2 separate regions of the Homo sapiens genome follow, and region 2 is linked to region 1. Evidence: chromatin loops called from intact Hi-C (ENCODE). Cell type or tissue: Caco-2. All regions are shown on one strand.

What was found. A loop is a pair of places that touch in the nucleus more often than their neighbours do. Peaks named below come from ENCODE experiments on the same cell type or tissue, not always from the same donor. Only the 100,000 strongest peaks of a DNase experiment are listed, where the experiment ranks them.
Region 2: it touches region 1 in a loop (4-fold over the local background); 5 of 110 quality-filtered maps call a loop at or near these places.

Annotation. Positions count from the first base shown.
Region 1 is chr12:96,708,023-96,713,022 of GRCh38, reverse strand. CFAP54 (cilia and flagella associated protein 54) reads right to left here. Exons shown (of 68, transcript NM_001306084.2): 48 at 4,220-4,415. Among named protein-coding and RNA genes, the nearest start is that of NEDD1, 200 kb to the left of the region's middle. In Caco-2, no CTCF peak of the experiment used is centred here; a DNase peak (open chromatin) is centred at 2,722.
Region 2 is chr12:96,982,533-96,987,532 of GRCh38, reverse strand. No RefSeq gene overlaps it. Among named protein-coding and RNA genes, the nearest start is that of NEDD1, 78 kb to the right of the region's middle. RefSeq lists a silencer at 1,764-1,983. In Caco-2, a CTCF peak has its summit at 1,885 (motif pointing right); no DNase peak of the experiment used is centred here; H3K4me3 peaks cover 507 bases.

The DNA of each region.
Region 1 (5,000 bases):
TTGGTAAAAGCCATTTTAACTGGGGTGTGATTATATCTCATTGTGGTTTTGATTTGCATTTTCCTGATTATTAGTGATGTTAAGTATTTTCTCATATGCTTTTTGGCCATTTATATGTCTTCTTTTGATAAATATCTATCCAGGTCTTTTGCCTACTTTTTATTTTAATTACTTGTGTTTCTTTTGCTATTGGGTTATTTGAGTTAATTATATATTAAGTGAAATAAGCCAGGCACAGAAAGAAAAACATTGCCTGTTCTCACTCATATGTGAGAGCTAAGAAAAGAATTGTTTTCATGGAGGTAGAGAGAACGGTGGTTACTAGAGGCTGGGAAGGGGAGATGGGAAGAAGGGATGAAGAGAAATTCATTAATGGGTACAAACATAAAATTAGATAGAAGAAATAAATTCTGGTGTTTGATAGCACAGTAGGGTGATTACTGTTAACAAGAATATATAGTATATTCCAAAACAGAAGAGAAGATTCAGAATGTTCCCAACACAAAGAAATGACAAGTGTTTGAGGTAATGGATATCCCAATTACCCTGATTTGATCATTACACATTTTATGTGTATATAAAAAAACATATACCCCACATACATGTACAACTATTACATATTAAATTTAAAGCTGTAAAATGAAAAAAGAATCATAACCTGGTACATATGAGAATTTATTATATAATGAATTTCTTATTTCAGTGAGGAAATGATAGATTTTTTAAATAAATGATAATGACACACTAGCTATTCATCTAAACTTACAAAGGATATAACATCTCAGGCAAAAGAGACATCCAAAGTCTGAAACGCAGTAAGTAATGGTGAGCAAAGGAAACAGCAAATAAGTAGGTAAAGCTAAACAACCATTGGATGGAAAAAAAATAGTATAATGTATAAATATCAAACTAACAAAAAAATAAAACTAAAACCTAAAGCTATCAAATCATAAAAGTAGGAAAGGGTGATCAGAACAAAATGATCTATGAAGAGGGTAGAGATACTAATTAACTTTAAATTTTAAGTTAAATATGACACATCAATTTCATTCCTAGATATATAGAAGCTCTTACTCATAAGCACTCAGAGACATGTATAATAATGTTTACAGAAAACAGTCTAAATGTCTATCACCAGTACATGAAGAAATAAAGTGAAAATAAAGGAACCACAGCTACAAACATAAATACAGATAAATCTCAAAAACACATTGTTCAGGAGATTAACTTCTGGCATCCCAATGTGAAGAGCTCTATGAACCCACTTTACCATTAAATTAGTAAAAATTATTGGTTTTTTAATGCTTAAAGTCTCTGGAAATGATTCTAAGGTCATACAGCAAATGATTAAACATCTAGTCAAGAACACTTACTAAAATGTGGTGAGAACAGTACTGCAAGTCTGTGGTATTTGGAGAAAGATGACTACTTCTCTTCCCTCTGCCTGTTCAGTGAGATGGAAACTTCACTTCAAACTGGCACAACTAAGCAGACAGGGTTCCCTTGTTCCACCCAGCCTCACCACCTTGTGGGACAGAGTCTCTAGCTTAAGCAAAGTAACACTGAGAACACAGGAGCCCCTCTAAGTCTTTTTCCCAACTCATAAGTGTAGTGAACAAAGAAAATAATAAAGATTGAAATAGATAATAATAAAACAGAGAACAGAAGAAAAAGTAGAAGAAATCAACAAAATTGAAAAACCTATAGGTAGACTGAGAAAGAAAAAGGGAGAAGACTCAAATTAATAGAACTGGAAATGAAAGAGGAAACATTACTACTAACCTTACAGAATTTAAAAAAAGAATTATAAAGGAATACTATGAAAAAATTGTATGCCAATAAATTAAATAACACAGATGAAATGGATGAATTCCTAGAAAGACACAAACTACCAAAACTGAGTCAAGAAATAGATAATTTTAAGAGAACTACAAGTAAAGAGATTGAATTGCTCATCAAAATGCTATCCACAAATATAAGTTCAAGCTCAGATGTCTTCACTGTTGAATTCTACCAAACATTTAAAGAAGAGTTAATATCAATTCTTCACAAACTCTTCTAAAATATAAAAGAGGAGGGAACACTTCCCAACTCATTCTATGAGGCTATATTAATTATGCCTTTACATTTTCTGTATGTCTCAAGACCAGCCTGGCCAACATGATAAAACCCCGTCTCTACTAAAAATACAAAAACTTAGCTGGGCATGGTGGCAGGAACCTGTAATCCCAGTTACCCAGGAGACTGAGGCAGGAGAATTGCTTGAACTTGGGAGGCGGAGGTTGCAGTAAGCCTAGATGACACCATTGCACTCCAGCCTGGGTGACAAGAGCAAAACTCCATCTCAAAAAAAAAAAAATTCTGTATGTCTGATGTAGAAATGATAACATTTGGGGCCTTGCTGACCTCCCAGTTCCTAGAGATGGTAAAAGACTCACCTGTGAGTACACCTTTCATGTGCAAACTAAAGAGCCCATGCCCCCACCACCTCCTTTATTAGGCTCTTACCCCAGGCCACCCTTCCCCTGCCCTAATCACCCCAAGACCAGTTATCAGATATCTAGAGACAGCCCCTATGCCCCCAGGGCTCACTGAAATTATTCAAACTAAAATTATTCAAATACTAAGCCTGTTCACTCTGCTTTACCCATCCATTTGCATAGCAAACACAGTAAAGGTTCTTGCTCATGTTTCCCCTGCACTGCCCTCTGCCTCCTGAGACGCAGCCAAGCTCTCCTGTGTTCCCTTCTCCCACAGTGGTGTGGCGCACCCTTCCTCTTGGAAACTGTAACTATTTTTTCAGTAGCAGTCATCTGATCTGTTGGTCTCACCATACCTGAATAATAAAACCTACATTTTAAAATAGAGGCCCCAGAATTACTCTGATATCAAAACTAGACAAAGACACTACAAGAAAACTGCAGACCAATATCTCTTATGAGTATGAATGCAATCATTTTCAACAAAATGCTAGCAAACAGAATCTAACAAGTAAAAAGAATTATTGGCCACATGCAGTGGCTCACATCTGTAATCCCAGCACTTTGGGAGGCAGAGGCAGGCAGATCACTTGAGATCAGGAGTTCAAGCCTGGCCAACATGGTGAAACCCTATCTCTACGAAAACCACAAAAAATTAGCTGGGCGTGGTGGCAGGCGCCTATTGTCCCAATTACTTGGGAGGCTGAGGCAGGAGAATCACTTGAACCCAGAAGCAGAGGTTGCAATGAGCTGAGCTTGCACCACTGTGCTCCAGCCTGGGCAACAGAGTAAGACTCCATCTCGAAAACAATAATAATAATAATAATAATAATAATAATAAACCATGATCAAGTGGGACTTATCCCAAGAATGTAAGGTTGGTTAAACGACCAAAAATCAGTTAATGTAACATACCATATCAATAGAATAAAAAGCAAGGACCACATAATCATCCCAATAGATGCAGATAGAGCATTGAATAGAATTCAACACCCTTTCAATGATAAAAATAACTTGACAAACTAAGAATAGAAGAGAAATTGCTCAACCTGATAAAGCATATCTATGAAAAACCCACAGTTAACATCATACTGAATGGTAAAAATCACCTATTTTTAAGGCAACATCTAATACAATTGAAAATTTCCCTGTGGCCCATAAATCCCATCCATGGGTTATATACCCCATAGAAAGATATACTATGTCATCTGGGTATGTTGCACTGTGGCAATGTTCCTTGGAAATGAAGTGCATGTGCACGAGTGGAGGTACACATTTCTTCTTATTCAATCATTCCTCTATTGGTGCACATGCACTTTGTTGCCAAGGAACATTCATGGGGGATGATCATGGCCTAGAATACTATACAGTCAATATAATGGACCAAAGCAAAGCAGTAGACTTGGAGTGATTTCAGTGAAGTTTTTCTGCATGGGAAATACCAGATGCAGAAAAGTGTGAATATACCATTTTGTAAATAAATGATAAATCCTATCCTATCATGTATGTGTATACATATGATAGTGTATTATATATAAAGCATATGAATATGGATATATATATAAACACGTATGTGTATGCATACACCTAGACATAAGTACATATGTGTGTCATTATATAAGCATAGAGAAAACTGTGGAAGAATATATACTGTATCATTTATATAGATTAGTGGGGGCTGGGAGAACAGTTAGGGAAAGGGAGGAGAAAGAGAAATAAGCAAAAAATAAAACAATTACCTTCCAAGTTTGGTAGGTTTGGTTTGCTCTTGTTGGTAATTACTGTCTTAAATTTATTTTCTGGGACACAATTTATTGTCGCAGCCACACTTAGGAAAAAGTATGCTTTAACAAAATTAAACTTATTTAAGAGATGTGGTTGGCCAATTGTAACCAGAACTGCAGGCAAGCCTTTATTTCTTAATTCATCAATTGCCTAAAAAATGGAAAAAAGGAAAAAGAGCAAATTAGAAAAATACTTTTTCAGATATTATTATATTCATTCTTTTGCAGTTCACATTTGGTGTTGGATGAAGGGATATAGGGCTGGGCATGGGGTATTGTAAATGGGAGGTCTACTGAGAGAGACATGTAACATCGGAACCATCTCAACAGTTCAACAATGCTTCTGCTGTTCCCCACCAATTTCTAACCTGTGCCTCATGAGGCCAGCTCTGCCATCGTGGCAGAGTAAACCTGGTGCTCAGAGTGAAGGATGGGATTCTTTATCAAAATAGACAAACTGAAAGCTCATTAGACACACACATCGGCTACTCTGCTTTAGTGTAAGTAAATCAGAGATACTATGACAGGAACAGGAAAAGATGGGCAGACAAGCAATCTCCCTACCCAGCTTAGAGTCCACCGTCAATCATTAGAACCCCTTCCCATATACACCCTCAACTCCCTGGGTCCTCACCTATCCAAACACACTTCCTTAGCAAAATCACAGCTCTAACTCTGAAATCCAACTCTGAGCCCTCTTATGGTCTGCATCCCTGGGGTGGAAAACGGCTGGAGA
Region 2 (5,000 bases), 270 kb before region 1:
CAACCTCTTGGGAATATAAAGTCAGGCAAATAAACTTTTAAATACATTAAAAAAATAATGGGTGCTGTTTGCTGGACTCTGGAGTTAAAACTGAGGAGAATTAGAGATTTTTAAGTCAGGGGCAAATAAACAACATTTGGTTTAATTTTTCATTTTTTTAAATAAAATATTATAAATGTTACATAGTTGTTTGCAAATAATAGATTTCCATAACATCTAAATAAATATTAAATATATTAAATAAAAGTATTTCCAGTTTGGAAACCAGGAATCACAATTATAGACTATAGAGACCCCTTACTCAACAGCTTGGGTAAAACTGTAGAAACTCAAAAAAAAAAAAAAAAAAGAAAAAAAAAAACCAACAAATTTTTTTTGAGACAGCTGTGCCCTCTGGAGGTGGCACTTGGGAATTGAGTAAATCTCCCTAAACCAACAACAATGACTTTCCTAAAGAATTGAACACGCACTTGGAAATGCAAAGAAGGCTTAGAAGGTTTCATTCATGATCCTTTCTTTGTGTCAAACCAGTTTTCAATGAATACTAATTTAGAATTTCAATTTAAAAGTGTTCAAATGGGCACAAAACATTTTGGTAGACGGGATTAAAAGCTTGTGTTCAATATCTGGAATACAATGATTAGGAACATGCTGAATATTATGAAAAGAAAGAACAGTGGTTCCAAATCAAATATCCTCAAAACTGCTTTCGGTGAAATGCGTGGAGCTATGGCCTAGCCTCTTCCCATCCCACTTCCCCCAACTCTCAGAGGCAACTGATTTTTTTTGTCCTATCTTTTTAGAATAATTCACCACCTCTGCTTTTTCTATCTGTTTTTTTATACCTGATTCCTAATAAATGGAGCTATATTTCACCATCTAGGGAATATATTATTCCAATGGGAAGAGTAAAAGATAAATATTTCTTGATGGAATTTTAGAGAGAGAAATTAATAAAGTTGGCTTTGTGTGCTCAGAATTTCAATAGGCCAAATAAAAGATAAATAATAGAAATAATTATGCGGGTGGGGGGAGCGAAAAACCTTCCCCAAAGTAGATTTTACTTGATGTTAAAAGCAGAACAAAGCCGCCACTTTTAAAGAAAGAAGGGATCTTCTTGATTGTAAATTTTGCCTTGGATGTGGGCGAATGTTGTGTTTTTAAAGAAATTAGAAGAATTAAGTAAGGGTGCCACACCGGTGGAGAGTCTAATTACTTCGGCATGAAGGAGAATAACCCAAATATCAGTGGGATGCGATTATCTTAAGCAAACAGGTTCCCGGAAGCGCGGGGAGTGCACGGCCTGCGCTGCCAGGCGGGACTGGAACAAAGAAGGTTCGGAACGAAGGAGCGAAGGTTCCGGCTTCCCAGTCATTTGGGCCGCGCTTGCGTCGCAGGCTCTGGCTGATGTCCCAAAGGCAACTTCACGCCCCAAGGCCCCTTCCTCCCTCTTCCCCAAAGGCAAGCGGTGGACCTAGAGTTCCTAGAAAGAGCCTCGCCCTTGCTGGCTTCCCGCTACCTCTGGTTCCAATCCGGGGGGCAATTCTTAACTCAAGTTCTCCTGCTCCTTCTCCCCTAAGTGCGCCGCCGACCCCTGGCTCCTTAAAGAGGCCAAGAGGTCTCCCGAGGAACAAGAGGTCTCAAGGATGACTGCCCTGAAACCCACAGGTGATATCCAGGTCGCACTGAAGTGCCCGCTCAGCACTTCCAAATATGAAAGCAAACATTTAAAGACAGGCAGCTAGTTTGGGGCCGACGTGGTTAGCCCTCGCCCCTCTCCCCCTCCTTGTCCCCCAGGGCCGCGCACCTGCCCCGCACCCCAGCGCGGGTCCGCTCACCTGCGCGTCTGCTCGCGGGGCCGCTGCGCCTCCAACCGAGCGCCGACAGAGGGCGCCCGCGGCGAGCCTCGCCGCCCGCAGCCCGCGCTGCTGTGGGCTTAGGTTCCAGGTGGGGTGCCCGGTAGAGCCAGGGAGATGGCAGTGTGGTCTGATGGGGGAGAGAATCTGGGTTTTGGCTATCGAGGATGAATTATTTAACTGGTCTGAAGCCTCAGGTTCCTCATCAAAGGAAATGGTCATAACACTAATATCTAAGCCACAGTTATCAGTTATGATCGTATATTCATTCATTCATTCATTGGCAAGAAATACACTTTGAGGTCTTCACCGTGTCCCAAGCATAGTGGAGACACAAGGGGTCCCTTAGCAATCAAATTAGACCCAGCTTCTGCCCTTTTGGAAAGTACATTTGAATGGGATTCACCTGGGGTAGCATAAACAGGGCTTGGCATGTGGGTCCTCTTAGCCCACCTCCTAGGACACGCTCAGCCCTCGGAAAATGTTGGTGCTTATTAATTATTATGACGTGCTAGTGTCGACATCAAGTGCTTCCTCCTTCTGCAATACAGGGGTTTAGTTCATTCCTGGTCCCCTAGAGCTGAGCACAGCCTGCTTTACGTTAATAGCTCAATGAGAGTTTGATGAATGAATGATGTGGTTGAATAAGCGCGTACCTTGAATCCCTAGAGGAGGGTGGAAGTAATGGAAGGGACAAAACCTTGCCACCTATAAAGCAAATAGCACTGGGGCTGGAGTGGAACCTTCAAGGTAACTTTCCTTCTGGAAGGGGCCTTGCATCTTTGAAAGACTGGCCACTTTCCCAAGAAAAATGAAACGTCTTTCAGCTAAGAGAGATGCGGACCTGCTCAGGGGCCAATCTCCAGCACAGATCTTCCTCATTAAAAGCTTTCAATGACATTCTCGGTGTTAGCTTCCCCCTTCCCACTTTTTAGGTATGTTTACGGGTTTCCAATGGTTTCAGGAAACCAAAAAGCTTTCCCTTGGAATTCTCCCTCAAAGGAACTGATCAGAGATGACAACTTAAACTACTGAAGGGAGTCGTATCTTTGTAAAAACAGACCCTGGACAAATGGGAATGTTCCTTTCAACTCACTATTAAGTGTTTTAAGGTATTAACTTCTCAAACCGCGTCTGAAGAAAGACAGAGTCTGTCTCCTTTTTCTATCTAGCCCAGCTGAGACTGATTTCTTCTTTAAAATAAATTTTATAAAGACGTATTCGTCTTCCATTGCTATGTAGCAAATTACCACAAATTCAGTTTAAAATACCACATATTAACTATCACACAGTGTTTGTGGATCAGGTATCTGGGCACCAGGTTCTTCTTGCAAGGTGTCACGAAGCTGCACTAAAGGTGTTGGCTAGCTGCATAGTCATCAGGAGGCTACACTAGGTAAATGGGCACTTCTATGGTCCCTCAGGTTATTAGCAGAAGTTATCTCCTTGAGGTTGTATGGCTGAGGTCTCACTGTCTTGCTAGCTGTTGGCCAAGGATTACTCTCCGCTCCAAGAGGCCACTCTGGTCCTTGCCATATGGTCCCTTCTATAGACCCTCTCACACTCCCAATCTCTCTCTCTCTTTTTTTTTTTTTTTTGCTTTTAATGTTTTATTTTATTTTATTTTTTATGTTCCAGGGTACATGTGCAGGATGTGCAGGTTTTTTACATGGTTAAACTTGTGCCATGGTGGTTTGCTGCACCTATCAACCCGTCACCTAGATATAAAGCCCAGCATGCATGAGCTCTTTTCCCTCATGCTCTCCCAATCTCTCTTTTAAAACTCACCTTATTTGATCATCTCCTTTTTGATTAGTTCAATCCAAAATCCACTGATGAGGAACCTAAGCATGGGAGTGGTATCCCATCATATTCATATGGGAGGGGATTACATAGGTGGCTTAGTCATTTCAGACTGCTATAACAAGTGTCATTCATCGGGGGCAAAAGAAACATTTCTTTCTCACAGTTCTGGAGGATGGGAGGTCCAGGATCGAGGTTCCCTAAGGGCCATCCAGTTGGGTTTTTATTGAGGGCCTTCTTCCCGCTTTGCAGAGGGACCTCTTGTCACTGTATCCTCACATGACAGAGGGAGAGATTCTCTCTCTCCGTTCTCTTCTTATAAGGGCCCTAGTCCCATCATGAGGGCTTCACCCTCGTGAACTAATTGCCTCCCAATGACTCTGCCTTCTAACACCATCATATTGCATATTGGGGCTTCAATATATGAATTTGGGGGTCACAAATATTCAGTCCATAGCAACAGGACAGGCACGCCAGGGGCTGGGAATCTTGCAAGTCCTCTTGGAATTCTCCCTACCACAGAAGAAAATAGAGAAAAATAAACCAAGAAAATAGAAAGTTCTAGGGATGTGCTAATTTACAGATGTCAGATTTCTACCTAAAATAACAAATGTCTGAAAGCCAGGCTGCCCACAGGACCTAAAGTACCCCTGCTTTCTACCTGGTCTCGAGCCCCCTTGGCACCCTCTAGCCTCTCGTTCCCCTCCTCCAGGCCTGTGCTTGACTGGGAGTAAGAGCCAACGCTGGAGCTCAGAGGAAAAAGGCATTTACTGGGGACCAGAGGGAAAAAAGGCCACTGATCTCCACCCCACGGTGCCTCTGACTCCAAAGCACAGCAACAACGAAAAGTGGAGGGCTCAGGAAGCCATGCCTGGGCTCAGAGCCCAGCTCTGCCACTTATTCACCATGTAACCTTTGAGGCGTAATTTCTGAATCTTCATTTCTGCATCTGCAAAATGAGAAAAAGATTTCCCCCAAGGTTGTTGTCAGCTTTGGGTGATGCAATACACCATGCTTAACACAGCACCTGTATGGTAAGAGTGAAATCATTGGGAAAAATTAAAATCCACTAAGGAAGCAGCTTAGAGAAGGAGGAGCTGCTGTTTCTCATTGCATCTACTGGGTGCTCAACACAGTGCTGGAAAGCATGAATTAGGACCTTAAGACATGTATGATCTAGTTGGAAAGACACGGCAGTTTACCCGGTGAACAGCTTAACTTTCACAGAGAGATGGATTGTGAGTGCCAAGAGTTTTCTTTCTCAGGAAGGACTTTTCACCCAGGACCTGGATGTGCTAGGCCTCACCAGGTGTTCAAGCCAGGACTGTGGAGGCCTCCTCT